Linked DNA regions of Homo sapiens: region 2 is linked to region 1. The links are chromatin loops, found by intact Hi-C in ENCODE. Cell type or tissue: IMR-90. All regions are shown on one strand. Links, peaks and the distances in the headings refer to the core of each region. The heading gives the core; the rest is flanking DNA. Region 1 has its middle 140 kb from the start of CBSLR. Region 2 holds the start of GS1-204I12.4 (a long non-coding RNA gene).

What was found. Peaks named below come from ENCODE experiments on the same cell type or tissue, not always from the same donor. Only the 100,000 strongest peaks of a DNase experiment are listed, where the experiment ranks them.
Region 2: it touches region 1 in a loop (2.8-fold over the local background); 3 of 110 quality-filtered maps call a loop at or near these places.

Annotation. Positions count from the first base shown.
Region 1 is chr1:185,452,103-185,456,498 of GRCh38, forward strand. No RefSeq gene overlaps it. Among named protein-coding and RNA genes, the nearest start is that of CBSLR, 140 kb to the left of the region's middle. In IMR-90, for the core only: no CTCF peak of the experiment used is centred there; a DNase peak (open chromatin) is centred at 1,879; H3K27ac peaks cover 524 bases.
Region 2 is chr1:185,644,320-185,648,715 of GRCh38, forward strand. GS1-204I12.4 (a long non-coding RNA gene) reads left to right here and starts at 2,190. Exons shown (of 3, transcript NR_188649.1): 1 at 2,190-2,479. The region is part of intron 1 of LOC107985239 (a long non-coding RNA gene); the gene reads left to right. RefSeq lists an enhancer at 1,654-2,567. In IMR-90, for the core only: no CTCF peak of the experiment used is centred there; a DNase peak (open chromatin) is centred at 2,162; H3K4me3 peaks cover 336 bases; H3K27ac peaks cover 540 bases.

The DNA of each region.
Region 1 (4,396 bases), core at 310-4,309:
TGAAACTTAAGCTTTGGGCCTCTCACTTGCATGGAACTCTTCCAAGGCCCTGGGAGAGGCTCTAGAAATTCTAATTTATAATTTTTCACTTTTTTCATTAAAGGAGATTTTCTTCCTCCAAATTGTATGCTTCAGTCTCCACAAAAACCAGATCTACCCCTGCCCGGACCAACATTTTTAGAATGGTTCTCATAAACAAAGAGACCAATACCAGCTTAGCCAGTCAAGAATTAAGACTGAATTGGTTTGGTAATCCCGGCTGAAGGGTCTGCTTATGGAAAGAGGCTTCTGGCAGCCTACTTTGTTTGGACCAAAGATGCTAAATAAATTTTACGTTATGCGTCAACCCCAATCGATTGGTAGTGGCTGTGTTGAGAAAGATTCTGAAGTCAGGTCCAGGCTCATGAGAGTCATAAATAATTAGTGATGGCCACCATGAATATCTGTCTGATGTTAGCCCTGATTTGAATTTGGACTCCGTATCTATGGCCCAAGATGGAAGCTGCAGTGTTAGTGGAAAAAAAATAAAGCTCAAAGGGATGTCTCTTTCTGTGGTAAGTGTCTTTCAGAAAACACAAGGCAATTCTTTCTACCTGGCTTCCTGAATTATGCAAAATGTTGGGACACTTGGTTAAGAAACATTCTTCATAAGGCACATACTGAGGCTGACTAGTGACTGCTCCTTGAAGGCAGAGCTGAACAGAGAGTGTGCTAGATTTCAGGGCCTTCAGCCACTTTCTGTTTCTACCATGGGTTTGGTGGGTCACACAAAGACTTGGTGGTCACTCTTCACATATAGAGTAAGTATGTCAAATGCTATATTCTGGGATTAGCATATTTTTGGTGTTCAAACAATCAAAAACCATAGTTTATTAAACAGCTAACAGGTGACAATGGGTGTATTCTCTATACTTTTCCTAAATGGTGTGTGTTATGAGCTGAATTTTATGGCCCTTCAATTCATACATTGAAGTCCTAACTCCCAGTATCTTGGAATGTGACTATATTTAGAGATAGAGGCTTTAAAGAGTTAAAATGAGGTCATCAGGGTGGGCGCTAATTCAGTATGATTGGAGTCCTTATAAAAAGGGGAAATTTAGAGACAGATGCACATACACAGAGCACTCCATGTGAAGAGACGCAAGGAGAAGACAGCCAACTATAAGCCAAGGAAAGGAGGAAATGTAGACGCAGACACACATTGCAGGGAATGCTGTGTGAACATGAAGACAACTGTCTACAAGTCAAGGAGCGAGGCCTTGGGAGAAAGCAATCCTGTTGACACCTAGGTCTCAGATGTCTGACCTCTAGTACTGTGAGAAAATGAATTACTATTGTTTAAGCCAGGGATCTACAGCCCCCAGGTTACGGACTGATAGTGGTCCGTGGCCTGCGAGGAACTGGGCCACACAGCAGGAGGTTAGTGGTGGGAGAGCTTCAACTGTAGTTATAGCCACTTCCCATTGTTTGCATCCTTTATTTCCTGAGCTCCGCTTCCTGTCAGATCAGCGGTGGCATTAGATTCTCAAAGGAAAGCAAACCCTATTGTGAACTGCGCAGGAGAGGGATCTAGGTTGCGTGTTCCTTATGAGAATCTAATACTTGATGATCTGTTACTGTCTCCCATCACCCCCATATGGAACCATCTAGTTGCAGGAAAACAGGCTCAGGGCTCCCACTGATTCTACATTATGGTGAGTTGTATAGTTATTTCATTACATATTGCAGTGTCATAATGCAAATAAAGTGCACAATAAATGTAATGTGTCTGAATCATCCCCAAACCATCCCCATACCCCTGGGATGTGGAAAAATTGTCTTCCACGAAACCAGTCCCTGGTGCCAAAAAGCTTGGGGACTGCTTGTTTAAACCACCCAGTCTGCGGTATTTTGTTATGGTAGCCCTAGAAAACTAATACACTATGTTTGCACCATTCCTTTGGAATTTTTTTCTTATGTATACACTGTGAAGCTTTGCATATTTTCTGTTGTGTCTCATGTTTATCAAAAAGTTCTTGCCTCATATTTTCCAGTCTCTTTTTTCTTTTACCACTTAATCTCTGGGCTTAACAATGGTAATTTTTGCCACATTCCAGCCTGACTTGATGATATTTCTATTTAAACTACCAGCAAGATTTATTGAGAAGCCAGTGAAAAAGAAAGACAACTCAAATTAGTTTCACTGAAGTGCACAGGAGGATATAAATAATTCTTGGTTGGAAAATCTGGTTAGTGGTCCTGACAGTCCAGAAAAATGTTGCTGGAGTGAGAACAGCAGGGGAGGCTATAGAAGTACAGGCTCATCAGGAAAGGAGGTGTTTTGATCCATATTTTGAATAACATGATTGAGTTTAGTAATACAGTATGGTTTTTTTTTCTTTTCTTTTCTTTTTTTTTTTTTTTTGAGACGGAGTCTCGCTCTGTCACCCAGGCTGGAGTGCAGTGGCGCAATCTTGGCTCACTGTGCAAGCTCCACCTCCTGGGTTCACGCCATTCTCCTGCCTCAGCCTCCCGAGTAGCTGGGATTACAGGCGCCCGCCACCATGCCCGGCTAATTTTTTGTATATTTAGTAGAGATGGGGTTTCACCGTGTTAGCCAGGATGGTCTCGATCTCCTGACCTTGTGATCCACCCACGTCAGCCTCCCAAAGTGCTGGAATTACAGGCATGAGCCACCACGCCCGGCCGTAATACAGTATGTTTATTTCAGAAACAAGATGATAAATTTCAGTACTTATTTGATATGTGCTATAATCTTCTGTAGAGTTGGCAAGTGATGTGCACTGTGGCCCTCAAATGCTGGGAATCAAAAGGGAAAAAACCACATTTTGATTCTCTATAATTCCATTAACTAGAGTTCATTTGTAATCTACTCTTAGAAGAAAAATTTGCAATAACGAGAAGCCAAACATATAAGGTATTTTAAAGAAATAATCAAATATCTAAGGTACGTTCTGTGATTCAGTATAAATTCAGGCCTATCTCATGTATCTTTTACATCTTTATCCAAACATCTGTTTAGTATGAATTATTGGTGAGAAGTAGGATTCTGAGGTAATGCAAAACTTCTATCATCAAAGATTGAATTAATTTGATTTTGCTCACTATATAACATTTACAAAGGTAGGGAAGTGAGCCAATTATGTGTAAGAAAGAGTTTCCACAGTGAGGGTACAAGTAAATGAAAATTCTTATTTAATTGTTGCCTAAATAGAAACTCCAATGAATAAACCTCGGCCCTTAAAAATAGAGGTATTGCTGTGGTTCTGATTTCATTAACAATAACCCTTTGATACCATTTTCCCATTTGTAAATGTTGACTTTTTGGCTTTCAAAAAATTTCTATACTTTTATTAAAGACAAAGACTAGGCCGGGTGCAGTTGCTCACGCCTGTAATCCCAGTATTTTGGGAGGCTGAGGCGGGTGGATCACGAGTTCGGGAGTTCAAGACCAGGCTGGCCAAGATGGTGAAACCCCGTCTCTACTAAAAATACAAAAATTAGCCAGGTGTGGTGGCAGGCACCTGTAATCTCAGCTACTCAGGAGGCCGAGGCAGAGGATTGCTTGAACCTGGGAGGCGGAGGTTGCAGTGAGCCAAGATCATGCCACTGCACTCCAGCCTGAGCGACAGAGTGAGACTCCATCTCAAAAAAACAAAAAACAAAAAACAAACAAACCCAAAAAAACACAATGACTATTTTTTTTTTTTTTTGTCAGATGGAGCCTCCCTCTGTCTCCTAGGCTGGAGTACAGTGGTGCAATCTTGGCTCACTGCAACCTCTGCCTCCCGGGTTCGGGCAATTCTCTGTCTCAGCCTCCTGAGTAGCTGAGATTACAGGCGCCCACCACCACACCCGGCTAATTTTTGTATTTTTAAGTAGAGACAGGGTTTCACCATCTTAGCCAGGCTGGTCTTGAACTCCTAACTTCAGGTGATTCATCCACCTCAGCCTCCTAAAGTGCTGGGATTACAGGTGTGAGCCACTGTGCCTGTCCGACAATGACTTTTTTTTTTTTTTTTTGAGATGGAGTCTTACTCTGTCTCCCAGGCTGGAGTGCAATAGCACCATGTCGGCTCACTGCAACCTCCATCTCCTGGGTGCAAGCAATTCTCCTGCCTCAGCCTCCCGAGGAGCTGAGATTACAGGCGGCTGCCACCACACCTGGCTAATTTTTATATTTTTAGTAGATACAGGGTTTCACCATGTTGGCCAGGCTGGTCTCGAACTCCTGACCTCAGGTAATCTGCCCGCCTTGGTCTCCCAAAGTGTTGGGATTACAGGCGTGAGCCACTGCACCCTGCTGACTATTTTTTAAGAAAAACTTTTCCAAAAAAATATGACTTAACCTGTGACATCTCTTAGTCCCATGAACAGCTGGGTGGGAAGTCATCTG
Region 2 (4,396 bases), core at 285-4,284, 190 kb after region 1:
ATAAAACTTCTGGATTCTGGGCCTGGCAGGCTATTTCATGTTCTCTGATAAACATTGAAAAACATCTCTAAGTTCTTCCATCATGGGACATGTGCAAGATGTATTTCAATTTTCCATGGCATTACAACTGTAGTTGCCTGACTGTTCTTCTTGCCCACTGCACAAACAAAACCAGTTTACTGAGACCATGGTACTATGGTATATAATTAATTAATTAGCACAAGGCCAGCTATGCAGAAGAACTGGAGTTATCACTCAAATCAGTCTTCCTGAACGTTCAGAGGTTAGGGTTTTGCAAGCATAGTTTGGTGGGAAGAGAACTAGGGAATGGGTACTGCTGATTGGCTGGGGATGCAATTATAGAGGTGTGGAAAATAGTCTTTGTGCATTGAGTCTGTCTCTGGATGGGTGGTTGTGGGGTGGGTGGGGGCCCACAGGACAGATGAGTCATCAGTGACTAGTCCAGGTTGGGTAAGTCTGAAAAACATCTCAAAAGAGCAATCTTAGTTCTACAATAGTGATGTTACCTATAGGTGCAGCTGGGGAAGCAATGAATCTTATGACCTCTGGCCACATAACTCCTGAGCAGTAAGGGATTGTAGAAACAGCATCTACATTTTAGCAGAATTCAGGGCCCTCCCATAATCCTAATCTTGGTAGGCTTCATTAGTTTTACAAACCTCAATATAATATGATTAGCTATGGCATCAAAAATCAGTGTAATATTGGTCCATCTTATTGTAGGAACCAAGGGAAAACTTCCCCTTCACCCTCCAAGGGATCACTAATAATCAACTGACAAAAGACAGATAAGTAGGAGAAAAGGCATACGAAAGTTTGTTTTAACATGGTTAGCACTGGGGAACTTAAGGAGGAAGATTGCCTAATAACCCAATGTGGTACAGAAGCTTATATACTCTCTTCCATAGGGGAGGGGAGAGATGGGGAATGTAGGCAATTCCTTTGAGGGACCACAGATGATTATTAGGGAGAACAGTGAACTTGTAAATGATTCTCTTTGGAATTTGAATGAGCCCTAGAGGCTGGAATTATGTTGTGAAAAAGTCCATCTCCCTGTAGTTGCATTCCTTAGTCTTCTTTTCTGAGACAGATAATGAGATTTCAGAGAAGGGAGGAAAACAATTGTATTTCTCTTAGAAAGAAGATTTCTTGGTCAGATAAGGAAATTCCAGAGAGAGTCCCTCCCTGTGCTTGAGGCAAGGGCTGAGGGACAAGGCAAAGTTAGAGGGACCTTGATTTGCGGGCTGCGTCTAAGGCCTCTTAGCCTGTCATAGCACCAGTGTTTGGGTTATTGCTTTCTGAGCCCCAACGTTATACTCTATCCAAAGGTTTATTTTATTTTAATTTTTTATAAACTCTATGTCCAAACAACTGTAAAACTCACAACATGTGACCTAAGGGTATCATAGTGAGGTTACAGTGACCTAGTAGTCAGTGTGTAATTTCTAGGATTTAAACGGTAAGCTGTTTTCTCTGTGGAGAATGACACTATAGTATACTATTTGGGGTTATGGGCAAGCTAATAGATTTGGCAGTTCTCATTTTTTCCCCTTGGTCAAAAACTACTCAAGTTCTGAATGCAAATAAGAGATCTCAGAGCAGCCTCAAGTACTCAAAACACTGAACATGGCTCTATAAAACAACAGGGTATAATGAGCTATCTTGGTTTCCAAATTGGGTCTGGGATTTTCCAAATTTTACCCCAAATACTGTCCTTTTGGCTTTAATACTCTCTGTACCAGATATATCAGAATGAGAGAATCAAGAGTAAAACAAACTTGCATTTCCCAAACAGAGAATCAATAATCTTTTTGGAAGAAAATTTTAAAGGATATCAATCATTAAAAAAAGCAAGTCTGGAAACGATGATGTGTCACTCATTATGCAAATATCATGCTAACTCATAAGGGTGCTTTTCAGACCAGATTATTCTACTTTCAGACAAGCCCACCATATTAGCTTCATTGCACAATATTTAATCTCTGTCCTTGAAGTTCACAAATTAACTTGCTCTGTGATTTCCTCCTTGTGATAGCCTCTGGCTGTGTTTTTACTGCCTTAACAGCTACTGGCAGGCAGCTTGTCTCCCACATTCACTACAAAGCAAACAGGAATTTGGTCCCAGGGTAATTGGCTGTTCTCCAGCATAAGAATGCAAGTTATTCATGAGCTTTGTGAGCTTGCTTCTGACTAACACAGACTGTTTTCACTAGGGAGCACAGGGACAAAAAGAGTTGTGAAGTTTTGAGTCTTCAGGATTATTCCTTTCAAGTATGTGATAACCTGTGATTCTTCTCCCCAACTATTTTCTAACCGTCCCCGACCTTTTCCACTTCCTTTCATTTCGTAGTGACTACCAGAAATTTACCAAGGAAGCTGCCATGAAATAACATGTTTCTTTTAGAAATACAACTGACTCAATAGACAGCTATGGATGTGCTGTTATTTTGGAGATACAGTAAGTTTACAGAACTTTTAAAATTAAATCTTAAGCAAAATATGTGGGTAAATGCCAAATAGATTGGTGAGAGCCTAGGTTAACAGTAATTCAAAAAAAAAATGGAGAAAAAGACTTGCAGTTTCAAAGATAGGAGCATATATACTTTAAATTTTGAGGTGCTGAATAACAGATTTAAAGTTTACAAAAAATTAAGAGGTTTAAACAAAAATAAAAAAAAAGCTACCCATTCATCATGGTCGGAAGAAAGTAAAAGAGAGAATTCTAAGCTCCTAAAAACAGGGGCATCTAAAAAGATTTTCCTTCTTTATTATCTTACCTGAGAGGTCCATACTGTAAATCTAGATACCATGTTTTCTAAATTATTCTGGAACTACACTACCCACACGACTGTAATATTTAAAATGATTGTCCAAAAATGTATTTAACAGAGACACCAACAAATGTTTGAGACTTACAAACAAGATAAATTTGTTAATTCCTTTAGTTCACTCAAAGCTGTACAATGATAAAAAAACCAAAATATTAAATATACTGTACACCCTGATTTATTTAAATTTTTATTATTACTTGCTGAAAACTTGAATGGAAAGATTTTGCTTTTTTGTAATGCAATTGTCAATGGAAAGAATTAAACTCTGTAAAATATTTGAAGAGATTTATTCTGAGCCAAATGTGAGTGACCATGGCCCGGGAGGTCCTGAGAACATGGGCCCAAGGTGGCTGGGGTGCAGCTTGGTTTTATACATTTTAGGGAGGCATGAGACATCAATCAAATACATTTAAGAAATACATTGGTTTGGTCTACAAAGGCAGGGCCATTCAAAATAGGGGCTTCCAGGCTGTAGGGAAATTTAAACATTTTCTGGTTGACAATTGGTTGAGTTTGTTTAAAGACCTGGGATCAACAGAAAGGAATGTCTGGGTTGTGATAACATGTCGTAGAGACCAAAGTTTTACTATACAGATGAAGCTTTTAGCTAGCAAGCATCAGAGAAAATAGATTGTAAAATGCTTCTTATCAGACTTAAAATCTGTGTTGATGTTAATGCCAGAGAGGTATAATGAAGCCTGTTCAACCCCCACTTCCTGTCATGGCCTGAAACAGTCTCTCAGGTTAAGTTTTAAAAGTCCTAATGTGTCCGGAATTGGTGGGTTCTTGGTCTCACTGACTTCAAGAATGAAGCCGCAGACCCTTGCGGTGAGTGTTACAGTTCTTAAAGATGGTGTGTCTGGAGTTTGTTCCATCTCATGTTTGGACGTGCTCGGAGTTTCTTCCTTCTGGTAGGTTCATGGTCTCGCTGGCTTCAGGAGTGAAGCTGCAGACCTTTGCGGTGAGTGTTACAGCTCTTAAGACGGCACGTCTGGAGTTGTTCGTTCCTCCTGTCCGGAGTTGTTCATTCCTCCCATCTGGAGTTGTTCATTCCTCCCAGTGGGTTCATGGTCTCACTGGCCTCAGGAGTGAAGCTGCAGACCTTTGCAGTGAGTGTTACAGCTCTTAAAGGTGGTGTGTCCAGAGTTGTTCATCCCTCCTGGTGGGTTCATGGTCTTACTGGCTTCAGGAGTGAAGCTGCAGACCTTCACCGTGAGTGTTACAGCTCATAAAGGCAGTGCGGACCCAAGGAGTCAGCAGCAGCAAGATTTATTGTAAAGAGCAAAAGAACAAAGCTTCCACAGTGTGGAAGGAGACCCCAGCAGGTTGCCCCTGCTGGCTCTGGCAGCCTGCTTTTATTCCCTTATCTGGCCCCATCCACATTCTGCTGATTGGCCCATTTTACAGAGAGCTGATTGGTCCGTTTTACAGAGAGCTGATTGGTCTGTTTTGACAGGGTGCTGATTGGTACATTTACAATCTGGCTAGACACAGAGTGCTGATTGGTGCATTTACAAACCTTGAGCTAGATACAGAGTGCTGAT